2 separate regions of the Homo sapiens genome follow, and region 2 is linked to region 1. The links are chromatin loops, found by intact Hi-C in ENCODE. Cell type or tissue: endothelial cell of umbilical vein. All regions are shown on one strand. Links, peaks and the distances in the headings refer to the core of each region. The heading gives the core; the rest is flanking DNA. Region 1 has its middle 330 kb from the start of LINC03000. Region 2 holds the start of LOC102724458 (a long non-coding RNA gene).

Region 1 (13,192 bases), core at 7,099-9,598:
ATGTCTTTGGGCATTTCACAGCCCTCTTCTCACGCCCTCTTTGGAAAAGATTCCAGTCATTTCTGATGTTCATTGACCTCATTAGTCAAACATCTCCTGACCAACCTGTGATCAATTTGGATTTCCTCCAAGGAGAATGACTTTTCTTCCTTTAAGAATATCAGGAAATCTCCTCCAAACTTTATACAACATTGCTAGGAAAGCACATATTTAATGATAAACAACATTAAAACAATGACAAACGGAACCTCTACACTGCTGGTAGAAATGGCAAATGAGGCAGCCACTTTGGCAAACAGTCTGGTAGCTCCTCAAAAAGTTAAATATGGAGTTACCATAGGACACAGCAATTCCAACCCAGGTATATACCCAGGAGAAATAAAAGCATGCATTCCCACCAAAATCTTGTACATTAGTGCACCAGTAATTAAAATACCTAAAAATGTAGAAAAAAACCCAAATGTCCTAAAACTGATAGATGAATAAATAAAATGTGGCATATCCATACAATGAAATATTATGTGGCCATAAAAATAAATGAAGTACTGAATGTGCTACAACTGGAATAAACCTTGTAAATATAACGCTAAGTGAAAGAAGTCTGTCAGGGCAGATTACATATTGTATGATTCAATTTGTATGAAATATCAAAATAGGCAAATCTACAGAAACAGAAATTAAATTAGGTACTCTTTAATGGTGGTGGGGCAGAGATGACTAGAGAATGACTGCTAATCAATATGGAGTTTCTTTTTGGAGTGATGAAAATGTTCTAAAATTGACTGTAGGGATGGATGTACAAGTCTGTTAATACACTGAAAACCATTGAATTTTATACTTTAAAATGAGTGAATTGTATAGCCAATGACTTATATCTCAATTAAATTGTTATATTAAAAAAGACAATGTAATGTATCATGAGATAACCGAATATATATGTGTGTGTATCTGTACATATATACATATATACACACTCATATATACACACACACACATATACACATACAGTTGAGCTTTGAACAATGCAGGGATTGGGGTGCTGACCCTCATGCAGCTGAAAATCCACATGTAACTTTTGAGTCCCCCCAAACTTAGCTATTAATAGCCTACTGTTGACTGGGAGCCTTCCCAATAACATAAGCAGTTGATTAACAAATATTTTGTGTGTTATGTGTATTTTATTCTGTATTCTCATTACAAAGTAAGCTAGAGAAAAGAAAATGTTATTAAGAAAATTATAAAGAAGAGAAAATATATTTACTATTCATTCATTGGAAGTGGATTAACATAAAGGTCTTCATCTTTATCATCTTTAGGTCGAGTAGGCTGAAGAGGAGGATGAGGAATTGTTGGTCTTGCTCTCTCAGGGATGGCAGAGGCAGAAGAAAATCCATGAATAAGTGGACCCGCACAATTCAAATCTGTTTTGTTCAAGGGTCATCTATATATATATATGTGTGTATATACATATATATATATGGTCTATATGCCAACAATAACCAGAGTGATTATCCATTTATTTATTCAATAAATATTAGTTAAGCACCTAGGAAAGCAAAAGGAATATATTGAACACTAAAAGTCAATACAAATAATAAGGACATCAATAAGAAAATAAGCTTTAGAAAATGGTAAAGAAGATAAAACCCAAGCAAATCTAACGAAAAAGAAAAAGATATAATGAACCTCAGGTCAATTCTTGGCTCTACTAGTTAATAGCTGAATAACATCAAAGTAGACATTTAGCCTTTCTGAACCAAAGACTATGCTGGCTCAGCTAATTCCCATCTGCATAGAAAAAAAGCTTCAATTGTTCCAACTCATCTTCTATTCTAGAACATTTAGATTGTTAATGATGTTTTTGACAATTGTAGCTTTTAAATTAAAAAAAATTGGAACAATTTTAGAAATGAAATTTAAGCCATTTCATTAAACTGTATGTCCTTTTCTGATCTTTTTCTCTCCAGTTTTATTGAGGTATAATTGATAGATGAATGGATAAAGAAAATGGGATATTTATTCATCTATATCCATATAAAAGACTATTATTCAGTCATACCATAGAAAAGAAGGAAATTCTGCCAGTCGTGACTACATAGGAGAACCTGGAAGACATAATGCTAAGAAAAAATAAGCCAGACACAGAAAGAAAAATACTATATGATCTCATTTATATGTGGAACTAAAAAAGTCTAACTCATAGAAGTAGAAAATAGAATGGTGGTTGCCAAGAGCTGGGGGATTGGACAAAATGGGGAAATATTGGCCAAAGGGTATAATTTTCCAGTTATGCAGGATGAATAAGTTCTGGAGATCTAATGTACAGCATGGTGATTACAGTTAATAATACTATATTGTATACCTGAAATTTTTTTAAAGGATGGATTTTAATTACTATCACCACGAAAAAAGTATGTCCTTTTAAAGACAGGAAAAGAATATATATATATATATATATATATATATATATATATATATATAATTACACTTCTCATACCTGTGCACGTTACAGTGAAAAAAATGAGTACCTATAGCAAAACAAGTTTCTGTGTCAAATTCACAAATTGCATTTCTAATTTTTTGCCTGTTGTGTTAAGCACATTTTTTCTATCCTTATCGGTAATAAATAAAGTGAATTTGTTTTTCTCGAAGTCTGCTTGAATGTTATGGTTCTTATATTTTTTGTCATGCAACTTCATTGTCAACTCACAGAGCAGTTCAGCAACAAAATCAATACTCCTTAATTTTCTGATCGTTGAGTAGAGTCAAGAGAGTACTGCTCTGCAGTTAGACAGACCTAGCCCAAAGCCTGGGTCAGCCTTTCGTTTGCCATGTGATTCTGGGTTACTTTACCTGAGTTTGTCTAGGTTTCAATAGCAAATGCCTTCTCGATATCCATTCTCTGCTTTGGACTTAGATATAAACCTCAATCCATTTGGAACATTAATGTTCCCGATTAATATTCAACTTCCCATAGGTTAATTTTAGTCAGGGGGAAGGAAGAAGCAGCTCCTGAGTAGGGTTTCCAAGAAAGCTCTCAGTAGGGGCAGAGTCACGTGGCTTTCCATTTTGGCCCTTTGCTCTTTCACCTTCTCCCTTTTATTCCTTGTCTAGAATGTAGACACAATGGCTGGAGGAGCATCAGTCATACTGGGTGTGACTAAGGATGTCAAAGTAGAAAGGTCAACAGATTTCTTATGACACCATGTAGCAAATGCATCAACTCTGGACACTATACCTGTAAACCCAATCTCAAGTGATTAAGCCTCTATTTTATAGGTTTTCTGTTGCTTGCAGAATGTGCAGGCAGAGCACAGTCCAGTAATGTTTCCTCTCTGATATTATCTGAAGACAGTGATTGCATTCATCCCTGTGTTTTTTGATTAGCATAAAGTGGGTTTAAATGTTAACAACTATTATTAGCAGGGATTCTGTCATAAACCCTAACAAATAGACACCTCTGAGACACCTAATTTCTGAGGCAAGACATGAATGGGGGACGAATATGTATATGTGAACCCAAATGTAGAGGTATACATACCTAAAGCTATTTAGTTTGATAAAATCTGATTGGTTTCTACTTACATCTTCATTCGCCTAGGGAAGGCTTCTATATTACACACTTAACCTTGAAGCTACTGCCATTCTCCCATGGTCTCAAAGAAGTCAATAAGTAATTGATAAAGTTTCTGTCACTGTGGGCAATTAATAGGAGTTACACAGCATCGGTTACATCAATTTTCCTGTGTCTGAGGAGCAAAAAAAAAAAAAAATTGATTTTGCAAACTTACTGGTGCATATTGATTCAATGCCTAACCCTAGGCCATTTCTATTTAACACTTTTGTGCAGTCATTGAGAAAAACCTCAGGACTGTCAAATAAAATATAATTATGTGGACTTTTTATCTATTACTCTGCAAGTATTTTTGGTATCAGTAATGCACTTTCAAGTTGGGAGATGTACTGTCTCTTAAAATGTTTATATATTAAGAAATAAGAATAGGAAATGGCTAAAATCATTATTCACTTAAGTCTGAAATCTCTGATGACACATTTGCAAAGGCACTATAAGTATGTGTTTTTTTGAAAAAGAATAGTAATTGTGTGTTTTATGTATCTCTCATAGGTTTCAATAACTAGCTTGAGATGAAGGGATACAAATATGTTTCCAACACTTTATTTTTGGAGGTACTCTGCCTGCTCATCTTCCTAGCAAGGCCTGAGGTAGGAAGCGGTAGCATTCAAAGAGAAGGAAGGCAACTGAATTTAGCAATAATAAACCTTAAAAGCATATCTAAAATGCCTTTTTTTCAAATAATTCCCTATCAACAAATATGCAGGAACCATCAGTCCAGGTCAGGAATGTTCTGGGTCCTGGGGATAACACAGTGAGCATGACAGATGAGACTCCTGCCCTCATTTAGATTATATTCTAGAGAAGTACAGATTTATGGGAAGGGGGAAGATTGGAAAAATAATAAACAAATAAACAGTATAGTTTCAGATAGTGTTAATGCTGCAAGGAACAATCGAGCAATGGATGAGATAGTAGGTGCTGTGAGTTGGAATTTGCCATCTAAATAGGGTGGTCAAAAAGTCTTTTCAAATGAGGCAAAATTTGAGCTATAACCTGAATGACGAGGAGGTTGTACAAAAACTGGGTAAAGAAAAGTCTGAGAAGAGCATTTTTTCATGTGTCTTTTGGCTGCATAAATGTCTTCCTTTGAGAAGTGTCTGTTCATATCCTTCACCCACTTGTTGATGGGGTTGTTTTTTTCTTGTAAATTTGTTGGAGTTCATTGTAGATTCTGGATATTAGCCCTTTGTCAGATGAGTAGGTTGCAAAAATTTTCTCCCACTCTGTAGGTTGCCTGTTCACTCTGATGGTAGTTTCTTTTGCCCTGCAGAAGCTCTTTAGTTGAATTAGATCCCATTTGTCAATTTTGGCCTTTGTTGCCATGCTTTTGGTGTTTTAGGCATGAAGTCCTTTCCCATGCCTATGTCCTAAATGGTATTGCCTAGGTTTTCTTCTAGGGTTTCTATGGTTTTAGGTCTAACATTTAAGTCTTTAATCCATCTTGAATTAATTTTTGTATAAGGTGTAAGGAAGTGATCCAGTTTCAACTTTCTACATATGGCTAGCCAGTTTTCCCAGCACCATTTATTAAATAGGGAATCCTTTCCCCGTTGCTTGTTTTTGTCAGGTTTGTCAAAGATCAGATGGTTGTAGATATGCGGCATTATTTCCGAGGCCTCTGTTGGTCTATATCTCTGTTTTGGTACCAGTACCATGCTGTTTTGGTTACTGTAGCCTTGTAGTATAGTTTGAAGTCAGGTAGCATGATGCCTTCAGCTTTGTTCTTTTGGCTTAGGATTGACTTGGCAATGTGGGCTCTTTTTTGGTTCCATATGAACTTTAAAGTAGTTTTTTCCAATTCTGTGAAGAAAGTCATTGGTAGCTTGATGGGGATAGCCTTGAATCTATAAATTACCTTGGGCAGTATGGCCATTTTCATGATATTGATTCTTCCTACCCATGAGCATGGAATGTTCTTCCATTTGTTTGTATCCTCTTTTATTTCACTGAGCAGTGGTCACTGGCCATCAGAGAAATGCAAATCAAAACCACAATGAGATACCATCTCACACCAGTTAGAATGGTGATCATTAAAAACTCAGGAAACAACAGGTGCTGGAGAGGATGTAGAGAAATAGGAAAACTTTTACACGGTTGGTGGGACTGTAAACTAGTTCAACCATTGTGGAAGTCAGTGTGGCAATTCCCCAGGGATCTGGAACTAGAAATACCGTTTGACCCAGCAATCCCATTACTGGGTATAAACCCAAAGGATTATAAATCATGCTGCTATAAAGACACATGCACACATATGTTTACTGTGGCACTATTCACAATAGCAAAGACTTGGAACCAAGCCAAATGTCCAACAATGATAGACTGGATTAAGAAAATATGGCGCATATACATCATGGAATACTATGCAGCCATAAAAAATGATGAGTTCATGTCCTTTGTAGGGACATGGATGAAGCTGGAAACCATCATTCTCAGCAAACTATCGCAAGGACAAAAAACCAAACACCGCATGTTCTCAGTCATAGGTGGGAATTGAACAGTGAGAACACATGGATACAGGAAGGGGAACATCACACACCAGGGCCTGTTGTCGAGTGGGGAGAGCGGGGAGGGATAGCATTTGGAGATATACCTAATGTTAAATGACGAGTTAATGGGTGCAGCACACCAACATGGCACATGTATACATATGTAACAAACCTGCACGTTGTGCACGTGTACCCTAAAACTTAAAGTATAATAAAAAAAAATTCCCCAACATAAAAAAAAGAACGGTCTGAGAAGAAAGAACAGCTTGTGCAAAGACCCTAAGGCAGGGAAAAGCTTGAGTTGTTCATGAACCAGATAGAAAAGATAGTGGCTGGAGTGAGCAAGGAGTGAATGGTGGAGGGTGAGGTGAGATCTGTCAACAGAAGCCAGATCATAAAAATATTTGTACTTAACAGACAACACTGAAATGGCGTGGATTTTATTTTATGTGACATAAGTTGCCATTGCAGGGCTTTAGGCATGAGAATTTCTGAACAAAGGTCACGTTTTGTTTCTTCGATCTCAATGTCTCTAATTAATCCTATGTTTGATAGGAATTAATTTAGTTATAAAAATATAAAGAACGTAATTGCTTGACATAATTCCTCAAAATTTAAATTTTTTGATACTTTTCTTTAAAATAGTGGTTCTCAGATGGGGGCAATTTTGCCTCCCCAGTGACATCTGGCAGTATCTGGAGACATTTTTGGTTAACCCAATTGCATGGTTCTACTGGCATCTAGTGGGTATAGACCAGGGATGCTTTCAAACAATGCACAGCTACCACCATAAAAATATCTTACTTACCCCAACTTTTAATAGCACCAAGGTTGAGAAATCCTGCTTATTATAAATGAACTCACGCAATAGAATTTGAAGGATGCTGACAACATTTTTGTTTAATATATAAGAAATGATTTGTATTTCACTTGATGCTGGTCTTGTTATTTACTGAATGTTCCAATACCTCCCCTATAAACAAATACATAAATATATAAATAGAAATAGAACAGAAGCCAAACAATTCATTCCTGATGCTACAGACTAAAATGTCCTCCTAAAATTCATATGTTGAAGTCCTAACCCCCAATGTGACTATAGCTGGAGATAGGGTCTTTAGGAGGAAACTAAAGTTAAAAGAGATCATAAGTATGGGACTCTGATCTGATAGGACTATAGCCATATAAGAAGAGGAAGAGAGAGAGAGAATGAAATCACTCTCTCTCTCTCCCCATCAAATGAGAATGCAGTGACAAAGTGGCCATCTGCAAGCCAGGAGGAGAGCCCTCAGCAGAAACTGAACCCCTCTGGGCTTTGATCTCAGACTTTCCAGCCTCCAGAGCTGTGAGAAAATAAAAATTCCAGTGGAAAACCACCAGGACTATGGTATTTTGTTAGGGCAGTCCAAGAAGAATAACACACTTGAATATGAGCTTTCCAGACAGTGATCAACACAGAGGGAAAAGGGAGAACTTCGGGAATTAACACTAACCCCTGTGATTTACTTCAAAGTCATAGTGACTCTCAACTCAATGGTTATCAAAACTATTAAATTCAATTGGATGGACAATCAAGAAATGTATTTCCGAACTTTGCCCTGGGGTAGAAAATCTACAGTGTTCCAACAACCTTATTACCAACAGCACCCTCCTGAAATCAGTTATCCAGTAGATGACTAGGGAAATACTCAAACATATGGCTGTATTAAATAAAGTAGCAGTTATGCTATGTATATTTCCATTTTAGAACAACCACATTTATAGTGTGAGATTTATTCTCTAATTGAAATTTATCATCATTTCATCCTGAGACATTTTTCCTGAAGACGTGAAAGTATTTTATGTTTCAGCAATTGCAATTTTATTCTTCATAATTAATAACACAATTGCTGTGTATTTCTTATTTTATATGCATTACAGGAGTTTTGACAGTTGGAAGAATTTGCAAAATGTATTATGTTGTGTTGCTTAATACCTTATTAGGGAAACTGACTTGTCTCCAAGGCAGTTCCGTTTGCTACATTACAATGAGACAGTAAGTTACTTTGACAGGGAAACAGGAAAAGGAAGGCTATACTTATAAATATAAATAAGAGCCCAGACAAAAGAGAATTTTAAATTATTCCATAACTTACATGATGATTAAGAATCCTGATCATCATAAACATAAAACTCAAATACAAGGTGATTTTCTTTTTCCTCTGATATCTTTATGAACGCAATCAAGAATTTGATACAGTCTTTGCTAGCCAATATTATAAACACTGATAATGTTTATGAATACATATGTCTCATTTCCATTTTTAGCATTTACATATCCCTAAAAACAAATGCCCTGCAATTCTGCTCAACTTACATATTTTTAAGAGTCTACCAGAACCTGTTCTCTTCTGCAAGAATAACAAAACAAGCTTATTTCATGATTATGTGTAATTATTCTTGTGTAAAATATTTATAAAATTGATGTACTATGTGACTATCTTCTTCAACATGCAATCTAAGAACATAAGGAGGGTGAGGGCAGTAAGATGTTGCTCAAGATGGAGATTTGTTATTAAATTGAAAGATTAGAAAAGCAAATAATTTTCATGCCAAGAGAAACAAAACTTTCTACTTTCCTGATAAATTGTTACAGTTTTAAAGTTAATCAATTTTATTTTGTGAGTGTCCCATGCAATATTTATTTAACCATCTTTACCTTGAAAAAGTATCTTTCCTTTCTGCTTTTCCTCTTCTCTCAAAAAGAATAGAAAGAAAGAAAAAAAGAGAAAGAAAGAGAGTGAGTAGGGGAGAAGGAGGATGAGGAGGTGAAGGAAAAAAAGAAAAGTAGGAGAAAGTAGAGGAAAGAAAAGAAAGGGAAAAACTTGGAACATAGGAAGAGCTTGGGCAGTTTAGAACGCATTAAAACACACAAACCACACACACATACACACACACACACACACACACACACACACACAGAACTAGGTTTCAGGTTTTTTCAAGAGCAAGGGAAAAAAATAGGGAATCATAAAGTCAAATTGCAATAACGACCATTACACCATATTGTTTGTCAATTTTCACAGCCCCTTAAAACAAAGATTATATTAGTCATAATCAGACTTGTGCCCTTCTGGGCCAATCTGCTTGGGCAACTGATAAACCAGGCCTGAGCACTCAGCTTCAGGTAGTTTGGAAAGTATAGTAAGATCTGGGAGCATACCCATAGCTGCTTTTGAATGTCTTACACTGCTGCACAATATGTCATTTTTTAAAGATAAAGAAATAATACCTTCCAGCAATCATCTTTCATCAGTCATTTGGGGCTCAGTAGAAATTAGGTTCAAGTTGCCAGGGCCTGGTGTGAATGTTCCTTTGTAAACATACCTGGGCTTCATGCTGCTTAGCTATGTGGCTACTTGCATGATTTATAGCCTCAACGCTTGGCCCAGGATCCTAGAAAATCTATGCCCAACTCTACATTTCATCCTTTCACTTGGCTGAACATTCACTTTAAAGAGATAATCTTAATGATTTTATGTTTCCACTTTCTTTAAATTGCTTTTTTGTTTAAACAAATATTTAGTGAAAAACAAATGACTTTATTCTCCTCTCTATATTTTGAACCTTACTCTTCTTTCCTTAATCCCCAAATCAGGCAAAAAGAAAAAAAAATCATTTCTTTATGTCACATGTTGCTTCTTTTAATCACAGCTTAATTTTTTATCTTCATAGTATGGCGTCCCTTAGCAAACAATGTGTGTCTTTGTATTGAAAATTATATTTCTCGTAACATCCCATGTAATCAAATAATTTGTTCTTTTTATAAGTAAAATACTAGAGGCCATTGCCAAACCATTAAGAATTAAAAGAGGAAGTTAGCCAGTTGCAGTGGCTCACACCTGCAATTTCAGCACTTTGGGAGCTGAGGTGGGCAAATCACTTGAGAACAGGAGTTCAAGACCAGCCCAGGCAACATGGCAAAGCCTCGTCTCTACAAAAATACAAAAAAAAAAAAAAAAAAAAGAAAGCCAGGTGTGGTGACATTTGCCTGCAGTTCCAGCTACCTGGGAGGCTGAGGCCAGAGGATCGATTGAGCCCTGGAGGTCAAGTCTGAAGTGAGCTAAGAGGACACCAATGCATTCCAGCCTGGGCAACAGAGTGAGACTTTGTCTCATAATAAAATAAAATAAAAATAAAGGAGGAAGTTGCAATTTTGTAGGACAAATACATCTAGAGATCTAAAGAACAACACGAGGAATATAGTTAATAATATTATACTGTATATTGAAAATTTTCTAAGAAAGTAGGTTTTAGGCGCACTTACTATATGCAAAAAAGATAACTCTGTGAGAAGACAATTACATGAATTGGCTTGATTACAGTAATCATTTCACTATGTATCTGCAAATAAAAACATCACGTTGCATCCCTTACATATAACAATAAAAAAGAACTAGAGGAGGAGCTCCAAAAATGTATCCATAAAGTAAAATATGTTTAAAATGTAGGTACTGCTAAAATGTACATATATATTATATATATCAAATACATATAACATGTAATTATGCATATTATTACATATAATAAACATGTAATTATATATTAAATACATATAATATGTATTATATATTAATTGCATTATTGATTATCTTGATTATTATACAATTCCAAGTGTGGTGAGGAATACTGGCAAAATTATGACATATCATGACAGCTTTCACCTACCATCCAATTTGTAGTCAATGCCATTGCACGGCCTCTGCCCCTCTCACCTTAAAGGAAATGTTCTGGTGCTTATTATTGCTTTAATTGCATCTTAAGAAACCACCTGAGAAAACGTTGAATAAGTCAAATGAATGTACCTCTACTGGCAGAACTCCTGGTATTCCCAAGATGACAGTAAAAAAGATATAGTAATCAATAAGAACTCCACATCTTCTCAACTAAACTATATGATTTGAACATCCATTTACTCCATCAACAAATGTAATGCTGAATTGAGTTATCCAAAGATATTTATACATTACAGACTCTTGTTCTTTTACACTCTTAATGAGACAGGTAAAATAAATTACTATTATGCAGCTATCAATATAGAAACACCCATTTTGTAGGTTGCCTGTTCACTCTGACGGTAGTTTCTTTTGCTGTGCAGAAGCTCTTTAGTTTAATTAGATCCCATTTGTCAATTTTGTCTTTTGTTGCTATTGCTTTTGGTGTTTTGGACAAGAAGTCCTTGCCCATGCCTATGTCCTGAATGGTAAGGCCTAGGTTTTCTTCTAGGGTTTTTATGGTTTTAGGTCTAACGTTTAAGTCTTTAATCCATCTTGAATTGATTTTTGTATAAGGTGTAAGGAAGGGATCCAGTTTCAGCTTTCTACATATGGCTAGCCAGTTTTCCCAGCACCATTTATTAAATAGGGAATCCTTTCCCCATTGCTTGTTTTTCTCAGGTTTGTCAATGTGCACATGTACCCTAAAACTTAAAGTATAAAAAAAAATATATATATATATATATAAAAACACCCATGAGTAACTATGAATATGAATTGATAGAAGAAAATGAAGTCCATTATTCCTTTAATCTTAATTTTTTCTTAAGATATAAAAAGTTGCTAAACCACCTTAAAGATAAATATAATATGCAATAAGATACAAACTGTGACACTTTCTCTACTTATCTGCCACCATGATATCTTTTATGAAGATAGAAGCAAAAATAGCAGCATTGGCAAAATCAAGTTCCCTAAAACACCATCCCTGAAAAAAAAAAAAAAGCTTTCTCATTATTCTTTTTCCAGGGAATAAAAATATCACCATTGTGTCATGTTTCTGCAGGACTGCAAGTAAGTGGCAAATCCAGTTCTAACAGCACAACTCCGTTTCAAAACAACTGCTCATTTCGCATCCTTCTGAACAAAGAATGGCACATGATATGATTTCTTTCCACTTCACCTGCTTGTCCCTTTGAAGAGTTGCGTTTGACATTCTGTGACAAATCACCTTCCTTAAGGCTCTTAAGTCACATATCACCTATTGCAGACAAGATTTAAGTCCTGTGCAAGAGTTATCACTCTACCAAGCCAAAAATGTGCTTTCCAGGAATCCTCACAGCCTTCCTGAAACCTGAGCCCTGTGCAGCTGGCTTCCTGGAAGGCCTTTAAAATAGACAGAAAATAACTTTGTTTCCCCATCTCACAAAAGAACTCACTATAGTCTGTAAACTAGATTCATAGGAATTTTCTCATGTGGGGAAAATACATATTAAAATATGGATTTACTATATGCTAATTGTTTTCCTTTGTAGAAAATGAATTAAGATTAGTTAAAATTATAGAATCCTAACACTATTTTTGGATAATCAATGTGAAATAAAAAAATCAAGGCAAATATATACTTTGAGAAAATAGAGATATATCAGACATCTTTTTTGCATACACATGCTGGTGGAAATGAAAGAAGTGCTAGAATCTAAACTTTTTTCTCTACTTGCAAATATGGAAGTAGAGAAAAACTAGCAAGTATACAAGCAGTCAGTGATATAAATATAGCCTTTCTATATTTATAGGTTTTTGTTGCTATATTTCTAAGGTTTTTGTTCATATTTTTAACAACTTCCCTCATATTCTTCACAGTATGTGGGGCAACTGACCCGGTGCCTAAACAATTTCCATGAAAGTATCCAATAATCAGTCTAGCGGTTTCTCGGCAACATACCACAGATGGCTTACGCAATTTTGTGGGTTTAGAAAAATGAGCCAACTGAATATTTTAGGTACAAATAGATATTCACAAAGAAAGCCAACAAGGTCTTTAGAAACAACAAATAGAAGTTTCTGCCTAGAGTTCGTTGACCCCGCCCTCTAAGTAGGCAAGCCTAAGAAAACATTTGTATGTACGAGAGTTCCTGGTTTCTGCACGCTTCTCACACGTACTACCTGGCTTGATCATCTGTTATCACTTTCCCAAACCAATCTCTTCCTTATTTTTATGTGGAAAAGAGGCAATCCCTAAGAAAATATACAAAAATGAGGTGTTGTATGGGTGCAGTAAGCATGTAACGGATGACTTATGGCAACCATCTGAA
Region 2 (13,192 bases), core at 7,105-9,604, 260 kb after region 1:
GACACAGAGAAGCTCAATTCACATACACTAGAAATTATTGAATCCTAGTTAGATTGGGAAAATGAGACTGCAATGATTTTACTATTCTTTCCAGTGCCCCACAATTTGTAAAGGATTGGGTCAGAAGTAAAACTCAATTCTATCCAACCTGAAAGTTCCTGCTCTTTTCCCTGTGTCATTCTTCACCAATAGTAAAAAGGCATTTTGAGAAGTCCTCCCAAGACTTGCCCAGGTTCTAAATGCTTGCATGAAATTTCTTCATAAAAAGTAAATCTATAAAATCTATAAAAGTAAAGTAATTGACTGGGGAGAGAGTTAAATTTAAGCTATTTTTATTCATTTCATTTGTACAAAGGAACAGAAAAGGTGTTGTATAAGTGAGTGAGTAAAAAGAGGGTGGGAAAATGGTGAGAAACTGAGAGCATCTAAGATTCCTAACTCAACATACTTTACCATTTTGCTCAAGGCCAGCCCTGAATTATCATTTCCAAATATCCTAGACATAAAACTTATCTGAAAGAGCCAGCAATCTTCATTAAATATAGATGAACAGGAAAGAGAAGATGTGAGAATGGAATACTCAAGTTGTACTTGCTCAAGGCAAAAACTTGGAGAAAAACAATGTAAGACCAATTTTTTCCTTTGACCTGTGACATAATTCTGCATGCATGCATTTTGGCTCCTAAGAATTTAAGATCAGTATGTTGAAATTTATCATTGTATGTAGCTAAGGTGGATTCTTCAAACTAATCATCTCCTTCAACTACAATACTTCATGCAGAAAATAAAACTAAACTAAAGCATAGTGGTTATCTTTGGACTAAAGCCCCATAATGTATTAACTATGCATTTGAGCAAGTAATTTATTCTCTCTATATCTCAGTTTTCTTCTCTGTAAAATATTGATAATGATAAGACTCTTGTTGTAATCAAATGATTTGTTAAATGCAGTGATAGAAAGTGTCTGGCACATAGTAAGTACTGAAATGTTAATTATCATTATTCCCGCTCTAGAAATTTCCATGAAGGCAGAGATGTTAGTCTTTTTTATATATTGCTATCTGCCTTTGAGCCTATAAAGTGCCTATCATATAGGAGGTATCAACAAATCAGTCAATGAGTGAATTTTAATAAATGAAAGAAAACATTTTTTGCCTGAAATCTCTAACACTATAAGCAAAAATGAAGTTTTGTATTTAGCCAGTCAGCCAAATGCTTCTACTCTCACTCTACCAGGTTACTAAGTACTGCTTTAAAGTCCTCTGGGGTAACAATTCTCTGTTTTCATAATGAGAATGTTGAAGGCAGTTTGGGCCCACCTCCTCATTCACCCTCTTGGTGCTTAATATCTCCCATCTGTTCAAGTTGATCGCATCCGTTACAGTCTCTAGGGAAAGAAAACACCATTTTCATTTGGGGTTCTGACTTTTATGAGGGAATGCTGGAGGTACTAAAATAATATTAATTAATGAAGATGAAGCCATCATCATTACTTGCTGATTGATCCCTCTATCCCTAACTGGCCAGGTGTTTGATGGGCAGTCACTTCACGGCTCAAATCCCCACTGTCAGGAAACTCTTACAATGAATGCAAATGGGACTTTACCTGCCTCGTGGGGTAATACGGCAAGCAATTAACAAATGTTCATAAAGTACTTGGAAAGAGATAATGGCACTATATAAATGTTATAGATTATTGCATCATGAAGCTTAAAATTATAATCAACTCTAAGATGGATTAACTGGAAAGGTAACAAAAACTTTCTCAAAGAGAGCCTCCTTTCAGAGGAGTATCAAAAGGGGCTGAATTTGCTGTGGCTTATAAATCAATATCAGACCCTTTACCCACACCCCTCAAGAAATAGGAATAATAAGTAGCTGCATGGTTGTGACTGAACAGAGGGGAAAATGAATATTGACAAAAATAAATCAAATCACCCCCAATCCAGAATTAAGCCAGAGATACAATCTGAGATACCTGGCTTGGAACTGGATTACAATTTGAAGGTGCCACAAAGACTATTTTTATGCAAGTCACAGACAGAACAACGTAGAAGCCAGTGTGCATATCAGTGCAGAGCATGCACACTAGTGCTGACTGCTCCCAAATGTATACCTCCAATCTCGACCACTCATTCCCAGCATCCTGCTTATCGTCTCCATTTTGGTAATAATGAGCACCTCAAATTGAGTATGTCCAAAATCAAGCTCCTGATCTTTCCCCTAAAAGAGCCCCCAATCCTCTTGTTCTCTGTAAATAGCAACTCTATCCTTCCATTTGCTCCAGCCTAAAACCTTGGACTCATTGTTAACCATTCTGTTTATCTTACATCCCTCATCCAAACTGGCAGTAAAATGTGTTGGTTTATCTTCAAAATGTATCCAAAATCAGACTTCTCACCACCTTTACTGCTACTAGTCTGATCCAACCCACCATCTCCTCTTGCCTGGATTACTGAAATAGTCTCCAATTGGTCTCTCTACTTCTTCCTTTCCTCTCTTTTAGTGTATTTGTAGAAAATCAAATCATGACATTCTAGTGCTCACAATCCTGAAATGATTTTCCACTTCACTCTGACCAAAACCCAAAGAGTCTTTCTAAGGGCTGATAAGAACCTACATGATCTCACCCTTCATCTCTGAGCTCATCTCCTACAACTCTTCCTTCCTCTTCCCACCCTCTAGCCACACTGGCCTCCCTACTGGCCCTAGATGGAATTAGGCAAGCATTTGCCTCAGGGCCTTTGCACTAGGGAAGTTCCTAACTTCCCTAGACATTCACATTGGCTTGCTGCCTAGCCCCCTTCCCATCTATCCTTACAAGTGACCAACTCAGGAAGAACTTCCCAAGCTTGTCTTTTTCCTGTCTAAAATTGCAGGACTCACTTCCACCTTGCTTATCCCTTTATCTCTTCTCTGCAATCTTTCTTCTGAGTACTTATCACCATGAGGCATTACTTGTTTATACATTTACTTTCTCCCCCCCTTATTTGAATATACTCTACAAGAGGGCAATCATTTTTGCCAGTTTCTTTTTGTTGTTGTTCACTGCCATTTCTCCATACCCTAGACCAGTGTCTGACGTATAACAAACACTGAATAAATATGCGTTAATTTTTTTTTGCCATTGTACTGGTCTTTGAAATCCCAAGTGCAAGAATTATTGCATTAATCATCTATGCGAAAGAACCTCACAGCACCATCAAGTAAAGATACCGGAAATGTGGTCGACCCACTCTCAGACGCCTGAATAGAAAACTTCTGGGCATGAAGATATTAAAGAGTAAAATTGGAATTTGTTTTTTTTCCATAGTTATTAGTATTGAATACTAGCCCTCCAGTCATAAAATGCAAGGCTGGCTTTTACTCGTGAATCAGGCTGGAGGGGAAGAAATCAAACCAAGATGCACATTTCATACTCTGGCACCATCCCTTGGATATAAGAGACAGTTTTGTTGAACAGCTAAAACAATGTTTTTAATGTGTAAATTCCAAAAGAAAATTAAAACTGGCAGCTAACTTGATGTTTAGAAAAGAAAAAAACCTCCTGTTCAGCAATCATTAAGATCTAGAGCTGTGGTAATTCCCTCTAATAAAATAATTTATGATTTTCTTGGAGTTGAAAAAAGGATGGTGCACCTGAGCTTCTGATTTATAAAAAATGCATTTCAGGCTCTTTTTTTTTAACTGCATCTTTATTTCAGTTTTACAGTTCCTCCGTCAAAGCAAATAATAATAGTAAGTGCTTTACAAGAAGGTAAAGGCCACAGAAGGAGGAAAGACAGATACAATAAATTGAAAAGAGAAAGGGGTGGACTTCTGGAATCATCTTGGAGAGCTCTCAGGTGTGACACAGTGGCCTTCCCTGACCACCCAACCTGAAGTGTTCCCCCAGCATCCCCCAATCATTCCATTTTAATTGTTGAAAGATAACTCACCTGATTCTTCCTATGCATTATCTGTCCTCAACTCTAGGAGTCCCAAAGACAAGGACCAATCTCTTTGGTTTGCCAGTGTCCTCACAGTGACAGGAATGACACCCAGCAAAGAGCAGCTGCTGAATACAAATTTGCTGAATGAATAAATGCATTAAATATTTTAATTTTTTTCCTCTTGTACTATACCCAAGTAGGAGGTATGATGTCAACTCTTGTCAATTAATGAATTAATCTGAACAGCTAAGAAGATTTGAGAGAAACACATGCTTTTGTAAGGTCTAAGTTCTCCACATAAAAATTAGTGCCATATAAAAGAGAGTCCTGTTAAATGTAAGCTCATCCCTGCTGCCCTCCTTAGCTCCCAATACAATAAATGAAACGTACATTTCTGTTGGCTCCTACTTGCTGGTGACATTTAGTTTTAATTCAAACCAGTCTTCATAAATTCTGGTACTCTGCACAACATCTTAAATGGCTCTATTCTTTATTCAAAATCATCCCTCTCACTCCCAGAATTGTAGTAAATAGACCTTCTAAAGGGGAAATAAAACTATTTCAACAATAGGCCTATTTCAGCAGTTTTTCAAAAGGTATTTTTTTCATTCCCTTGGTGAGAGTTTTCGTTTTATGCTTGGAAAGTTGTGTTATATATACATGTATTTTAGTCCAAATGGATGTGGCGTTTTTGTTGTTGTTATTGTTGATTTCAGCTTTTCTATTTTCCACTTCAGTATGTTTGCAAAAGCAAAACTTCATATTTCTCTTATTCCTCCATTTGTGAGTCTCCATTATTGAACCCATGTTCTCTTTTAAAGAAAGAATACTCAAGATACTCTGATTTGTATTTTCCCCAATGGAAAAAAAAATTGAACTTATAGATCAGAATATTTATAGCACATAATAATCTCAAATAAGCTTTCATTTTTCTACACAACTTTTTAGGAGTGACTTACATGCATAAAAACCTTTTCTAACTTTTTCTTCTTACATACTGTAAAAATCAACCCGGAGTCCTCAGAATCATAATCTAGCCAGAAACAATTCCATGCTATCTCTGCAACGCCAGGAGGGATTACTATAAGTGGGGGTGAAGGGAATACTTCAAGAGCACGGTTCTTTTTCTCCTGTAATCAACAGCTTCAGTACCACCAATCCCTCTCTCCAGCCCAAAGCCCCAAGGTAACTCTAAGCCTTCAGAGTATTAAAACTTAGGGTTTAAGTTGATCCTAAAGAAATAGTCAGAACTGTACACAAAATGTGTATACACAAAGGTTTATCACATTATTCTATTATACTAGCAAAAATATATATAAACATGTACCCATACTGAAGGAAAAAAAAAGACTGGAATGAATGAAATAAAACAATTTAACACCATGATGAATCTGAATGGAGGAATTATCAATTTTCCTTGTTTTCCTCTTTTTACTTTGTATTTCTAACTTTGTGCAATCATCTTGTATCACATTAAAAATCAATTTAAAAATATTTAAGAAAAAAATTTTAACAAAATTTTGAGCTAAGGTGGCCGAGAGCCAAGCCAGACAGTTGGAGGAGAAACTTCAAACCATGGACCAGACCGTCAAGTCCCTGATGGCCTCAGAGGAGGAGTATTCCACCAAAGAAGAGAAATATGAAAAGGAGATGAAACTGCTGGAGGAGAAACTGAAGGAGGCTGAGACCAGAGCAGAGTTTGTCGAAAGGTCTGTGGCAAAGTTGGAGAAAACCACCGATGACCTAGAAGAGACGTTGGCCAGTGCCAAGGAGGAAACGTGGAGATTCATCAGACCTGGGACCAGACCCTACTGGAACTCAGCAACCTGTGAGGCTGGCCCTGCCCGCAGCCAAGCTATAGTTGCGGCCCCAACCGAATCAAACTGACAAAACTGACGTTACCAGCCAAACAACAACAACGACAACTCACCTCATGCCTCTTTTTCCCTTATTTTTACTTATTCTTTACTAAAAATATGGATCAATTCTAATACCTAACACATTAACTGCGTCCAGTTTTGTTTCTTTTCAGTCCTTATCCACAGACATGTCTATCTGATGTAGTTGCAAAGATGTTAAAAGATTTTACATTTTACTCTCTATTTAATTTTATAGATGAGACTCTTATTTTAAACAATTGTATGTTTTAATTCAAAGAAAAAAGTAATTCTATGAGGTTTTGACTGGAGATAGCTTTCCACCAAAGTATAAACCCTAAAAGCAAACACAGCTATAAAAATTAATTACACCAAATTGCTTCAGCAAGGTAAACAGCAAACCCAGGACCAAGTGTTAAAACTTGAGAGAGTCAATTATCAAGCTATCTAGTAAAAGCCTCCAAAAAATCGATAATCCTCCAGCCTGACTTTCATGATGACATTAGAAAGAGCATTTAACTTTTTTATATAAAGAACAATCTCATGGAAAGCTGGTCTATGTTAATCTTTTAAACCTATTACCAACATTTTATGCATCATAATCCTAGCTAAACCGGAATATATACATATATATATATATGTATATATATATATATATTTAGGTTCGCGCAACAACAGCACTTTCTAAAAGGGTCCCTGCCAGGCAATAACACTATTCATTTACTAAATATTGCCTGGGGAGCCAGCCATGCATGACTCATTAACACAGATGGAAGTTTCACATTATATCCCAGGTCCGTGGAACAAATGGAGTGACCCGTTATTGTTTCTTCTCCTTTCATATCTATGTAATGTGGATTGTAAAGAGAATTTGATCTGCTCTGCTTTACTCCACTGCCAGATGCCATTAGATTCATATTTTGAGTTTGTTTCTCCTTTGTACCCAGGTATCATTTATCCTCATGAGTATACAGGTAGAGAAAAATCCACACCTTAAGCCATTATCTTAAAAATAGTTCTTGATCAACCTGTTATTTCTCAATAATTTTTTGGTGAAATTGCAAGTAAGGAAAATTTGATACTCAGAAAAGTTGTTACGTAGCCTATAAACTTGTACCCTGATAGTACCAAACATTGCATGTTCTCACAAAACAGAGGAGAATTATTTTATAACAGAGTAGTCTAGCAATTTTCTTTTTCTAGTATTACTATTTTCTAGTATTACTATTACTCATGCAAATAATGAAGTTAACTTAAGGCTCTGTAAACAATTAAGTAAGAAACACTTGTTTCTAAACCTCTAACAACATGATGAAATGAATTACAGCCTATCTAACCAAGAGATTATATCAAAGCCATTGACTATGATGACATAGGTCTCTATTTATTGTCCAGGACAGATGCTTAGAATATATGACCAATTAAAAAATAAACAACAGGTCAATATGCTATCTAATCCAATTTTGTGCCTCTCTATGTGTGTGTTAGAATGCAGCACCAAAGAACAAAGAATACACACCAAAGCTTATCAGTGGTTAGCTATAGGTGGGAAGACTGCAAGTGATGCATTACCTTCTTTTCACCTGTTCATGTTTTCTGTAACCACAAAGACAAGTCCTGCTAAAAAGCTTGGGGAAAATGTCATAAAGAGAGAGGGAGAATGATTGAAAACTTCAGAGACGGATAAGCCAGCTTGTCCTTCGCTTTGATATTAGACACATAGGTGCTACTTTACATAAATGATAAATTCATTGATTTGGGTAAGAGTCAAGAATCTAACAATCAATTTGCAACTACCAGGATACAGACAGTTAAACCTTAGAAAACCAGAACGTCTTTGCCATTCTTTGTCCTGTGGTGCAGACTAGTTCAATTTCCTTACCTACATGTCCTCCATTAATTGCCTTTTCAATGGATTACTAATAAGTTTTTGATGTTAAGCAAACATCAATGCTCCTATTAAAGTGAGACCAAACACTGTGACTATTTGTTTAATAACACAGTCTGAATGAAGGACGAAGTTCAATTAGCACTGGAGCTGATACAGGCTTCATTAGGAAGGAGAGACAATTAACAAGTGGAAGGCTGCAGGAGGCACTGATGTGCACGTCATGCAGCAAGCAAAAAAGGACAAGCAGCACAGAGTTTCTTTGAAAAAACTGTAACCTGAAGACTTCAGACAGAAAGAAGGATCATTAGCACAAAATTAAGCCCCCTAATAGGGTGATCCTTATCCAGCTAGCTCCAGAAGAAATATGAGGCCAAATCACGTAATCTAACTAAACTGCAGGGTATCAGGACAATTGGAAGGAACAGGAATTATCTATCAGGTAGAACTTCACTTAGCAAAAGATTTGGTTCACAGACACTGTTCCATGGATGCTACTGAGCACTATTTTTGGAGTCAGAGGACCGACCTGTACCATTAACTAGCTGTGTGACCTTGAACGAGTCACCCAACCTCTACAGTAATCTGTTTCCTTTTTTGTAGAAAATTAGGGGAATAAACAAATGAGTTCTCCTAGCTCAAAAATTCCATCTTTTTTTATCCTAATTACTCATTCTTATCCTAGTTATCCAGGAAATCATAAATTGCTTTGTCATTAACAGTAATCATATGATTTTCTCAAATGGAATGTGGTAAGGGTGAACAAAAATGCCACAATATTTTAAAGATACATATGGACAAAAGTTTTATTTCATGACTAAAACCCCAGGATTTCTCTGATTTGTTCTAATTTCAATATACATCCTCTTTATTTTAAACCAATATGATAAGACAGATTTTTTTAAAAAAACATCTTTTCTTTACAGTGTTGAGTGTTTACAACATGGTGCCAGATATTTGGAAAGAAATAAGTGTGGCTGAAGTACGAAGAGGGGATTATTTCATCTATTAAATTGTTTAATGACAACTCAGTCACACCCCAAGGTCACTCTTGAAATCACAGCCTTGCAAAGTGGCCCACGAGACTCAGACCAGCTGCCTAGTGTCTCCTTCTCTTCCAGAGCTCCCAGGAGAGACAAAGAGCCAGCCAGCCTTCCACAGTAGAAACAGCAGACAGGAACACAGAAGCATTTTGAAGAGGGGCATGAGAATACTAAAATAAAATAGGCAAGGATATAAGATGGAGGACTGGAATAACGAAGGGTTTGAAAAGAAAAACAAGTAAGCAGTTTCACTTTTAGAAACTTATTCTCCAGAAATATTTATTCAATTGCGTAAATATTTCATTCACTCAACACTCATTCAACAAATAAGATGTGATAGCATTTGAACAGAGACCTAAAAGAGAAATGAAGAAGTCAGTCAAGCAAATATGGGGGAAGAATGGTTCAAAGGATTGTAGGCAGTGGGAACAACAAATGCAAAGATCTTAAGGAGAAATTGTGCTTATGATATTTAAGAAATAGCAGATATTTTAATGTGGCTGGTGTAATGTGAATACACGGGAATGCGGTAGAAGTCAAGGTTGGGAAAAGTAGTAGGATGCTGGCTCAGGGAGGGTCTTAAAGACCATGGCATACACTTTGACTGTTAGTGACTTAGATGGAGAGTCTTTGAGTAGAGCGATTTTTATCTGATTGAGTTTTAAAAAGATCATTCTTGGCTGCTATTGGCAAGTAGAAAAACAAGTTACAAGGTAATGACAATAGTTCAGATGAGGGGTAATGGATTGGATGACAGTGAGAAGAGGTGATTAGAAATGACCAAAATGACCAATGTCTGCATATATTTAAAAATAGAATCAGTGGAATATGCTGATGGATTTTATGTGGGTATTAGAGAAAAAGAGGGCATCAAGAGCAATATCAAGATTAAGCCTGAACTTGAGAAAAATGGAATTGACATTCACAGACATGATAAAGTCTAGGATATTCATTTTCATATAGTTTCCTATATTCCCATGAATGTAATCTAAATGGCCATGAATTGTGGAATGACTACAGAAATGATGCTACATCCATACTATGGAACCAATAAATTAAGGCAGAACCACACATCCTTTCATGGAAAGACATGCATGACATATAAATGAATCAGTCATGAGTTACAGAATATGTTCACTGTGATGTTATTAATATATATTTTATATCTATATCTACATAATTAGAAATAATATTCAACAAACTTTTTTAAACTTAAGACAGGATCTCTCTATGTTGCCCAGGCTGGTTTCAAACTCCTGAGCTCAAGTGATCTTCCTGAGCCTCCTGAGTAGCTGGGACTGTAGATGTATACCATCACCCCTGGCTAAACACAAACTTTTAATAATAGTCATCTCTATGAAAATTGGTAAGTGGAGGAGGGGTTTTCATTCTCAACTTGTGTTTTACCATTGTTTGAGGTTTTAAAAATTTAGCAATTTTACTATGGCTTTTTAACATTTAACATGTGCAATTTTTGTAATTAAAAAGTTGTCTTCTTATTAAATAAACATAAACAAGACTGCCTAGCCAGTGGAGGGGTATAGGATTGTGGTTAAGGCCTGAGATTTTGAAGTCAGACTCTAAATTCAAACACCGGCTGTACTGCTTATAGGCTATGTGACCTAGAGAAAATTGCTTTACTTCTTTGTGCCTCAGTTATTCTTGTTTCAAATGGGATAAGAGTAGTGTCCATCCGAGAAAGTGGTTGTGAGGATTAAACAGGATGATCATAAGGTTCTTAAAACAGTGACTGGCACATAGAATACACTAAACAGGAATGTTATGAATAATACTCTACCATGAAATATACCAACATAAAAGTTATAGAGTGATTTATTTTTATAGCATGAAAAAATATGTGTGTGGTTAGGGAATGTGTGCAAAGGTGGTGGGCTGAAATAGGAGAAAAATGGTAATCGAGGAAGCATAATTTGATAGCTTCAAAGATCAATAGAATGAGATAATGTTGAATTTTTAAAAAAAAGGAATCCCCATGACAAAAGATATGCATATTCCAGTTCAAAATATCAGACTGATTACTTTTTAAAGAGACTTGATCTTTTTTGAAATGTTGCTGCTATGATTGGGGCTAATCTTTTAGTACTCTTTACCATATATGCTAGAACAGACGGTGGCCCAGAATATGAGTCCTCCATTTTCTCAATATGAAGATTCCCGAAATGTTTTTTAGCCAACTTCAGTATATTAACTTCAACTTAGAGACAAAAAGTTAAATATTTTCCTCTAAGGTTTATTTTTTGTACATTTCTATATGCAAGTGTATTTAAAATCACATATTGTATGAAGTACATTAATTTAGACATAGTTTAGATATATTACTCCTTACTATCCTCACAATACTTGGAATAACTTTCTTGGAATTCTTCACATGCGTCTTCATCATCATGTCATTATCATCTCTGGATGCATATTTTGAGATGTCTAACAGTCTTCTAGCACTCATTATATTCTCTTCCATCTAAGTTGTTTGAAATTGTGCATGATGCGACTGGTAGCAATATCACCTCCTGCCTCAAGTACTCATCAGCATTACATTGAGGCATTTTCTCTTCATCCTATAGAAGTAGATACCTAATCTCCACAACCCAAACACACAGAATTTTCCTTTTTAAAGACTCTTTAAAGATTTTGTTCACAGTGACATGCAATACTTGAAGTCATAATGTGAAATCTCCAGGAACATTTACTAATTATTTCTTAATTTGGGAGGCTTCTTTTCTAAACCTATCATGGCAGATGATCGCTTTAGGTATGGAAAACTCGCATTCACTGAGGTCATTAGGGTTTCTGTGGTTTTATGTGCTATTGTACAGCACATCTCTTATGAGAGATTCCATAATAACTTTGTAGTAAAAGCCACCCCATCTTCTGGAGGATGATATTTTGGGGGAAAGACAGCTCTTCTTATGTTGAGGCACCAATCAGGCAGTATGCTAAGCCTCTTATCATATAATGTCTTTTATAAACATCAGAATATTTCTGTGAGGTAGTTAATATTATTGTTGCAATTGTCCATATGTGAAAACTGAGGCAGTTAAGTAACTCGCCCAGGATCACAGTGCTAAACAGTGATGAAGTAAGGACTTGAAACTCCAAAATCTTAGGCTCTCAGCCATGACTTTTTATAGTACTACCAGTAAAGCTATTGGCAAAACATCCCGTTTTGATGAAAGGGTGAGAAAAAAAGAAAGAGAAGGATCCAGAAAAAAGCATGTATCTTTTCATCATAAAAGATCAAGAATTCAACGGGAGAGGGAAATATGGTCAAAGCTGGAGGGTTTTTTTAAATCAACATAATTATAAATCTTCATGGACCAAGGAAAGAGCAATCTTTCAGACACAAAGAGACACAGCTATTTCAAGATATTTTTCTATAGATGACATTACAGAACCACGGGGAGTTAAGTTGAGTAAGATTTTTCTAAAAATGCAACTTGTTAGGGCCTGGAAGTTTTACTTAAGAAAACATTAGAACATAGCCTTTCTGGTTTCTTAAAACAAAAAGTAAAGTGTTGGCCAAGGGAAGTGTGATTTTTCCTATGAGTAGAAGTTCTACATAACAACAGTCTCTGACATCATTGGGCAGAAGTCATATTGGACAGAAGTCATATTGGACAGTCAGCTGTGTAAAAAGAAAAGAAGGAGCGAAAGTCAACAGTCAAGTCAAGAAAATATGATTCAGCTCTCTTGTAAGCTTAATCAATTATGTTTAATCAACTATGTTTTGTGGAACATGCTGGATTATTCAATGTATGTATCTTGAGAACAAAATAATGTCTTTTGCAGCAACTTAGATGGAGTTGGAGGCTATTATACTAAGTGAAGTAACTCAAGAATGGAAAACCAAAAACCATGTGTTCTCACCTATAAGTTGGAGTTAACCTATGAGGATACAAAGGCATAGAGTGGTAAAATGGACTTTAGAGACTCAGAAGGGTGAAGGAAAGGGGAGGGTAGAGATTTTTAAAAAAAACTACACATTAGGTACAATGTACACTACTGGAGTTATAGGTGCACTAGAATCTCAGAATTCACCACTATATAATTCTTCCATGTAACAAAAAAAACAACTGCACCCCAAAACTATTGAAATAAAATTTTTTAATGTACCCTGAGTGTTCCTTACGTGACTAGAACCTTGTTACACATTTCAGGTTTATAAAAAATAGTCTCTGTCCTCAATCTATTTAAAATTTAAGAATAGTTATCTTTGGACTCTGGAATTATGTTGATTTTTATTTTTCCTTTTGGACTACATTTTCCAGCTATGTTAACACAAATTCATATGAGGAATAGATGAAATTGATACACCGGTTTTTTAATGAAAATTAGTTATTTCATTCATATGATTATTTTAAGCGATGTCTATTTTTATGGAACCTTTACAATACAGTTGTGTCTGAAAACAATACACTACTTATTCAACATTAA

Evidence for each region. A loop is a pair of places that touch in the nucleus more often than their neighbours do. Peaks named below come from ENCODE experiments on the same cell type or tissue, not always from the same donor. Only the 100,000 strongest peaks of a DNase experiment are listed, where the experiment ranks them.
Region 2: it touches region 1 in a loop (5-fold over the local background); 1 of 110 quality-filtered maps calls a loop at or near these places.

The regions. Positions count from the first base shown.
Region 1 is chr5:163,963,792-163,976,983 of GRCh38, reverse strand. No RefSeq gene overlaps it. Among named protein-coding and RNA genes, the nearest start is that of LINC03000, 330 kb to the left of the region's middle. In endothelial cell of umbilical vein, for the core only: no CTCF peak of the experiment used is centred there; no DNase peak of the experiment used is centred there; H3K27ac peaks cover 812 bases.
Region 2 is chr5:163,701,777-163,714,968 of GRCh38, reverse strand. LOC102724458 (a long non-coding RNA gene) reads right to left here and starts at 5,803. Exons shown (of 6, transcript XR_941167.3): 1 at 5,728-5,803; 2 at 3,939-4,057; 3 at 1,332-1,387. In endothelial cell of umbilical vein, for the core only: no CTCF peak of the experiment used is centred there; DNase peaks (open chromatin) are centred at 8,388 and 8,808; H3K27ac peaks cover 2,500 bases.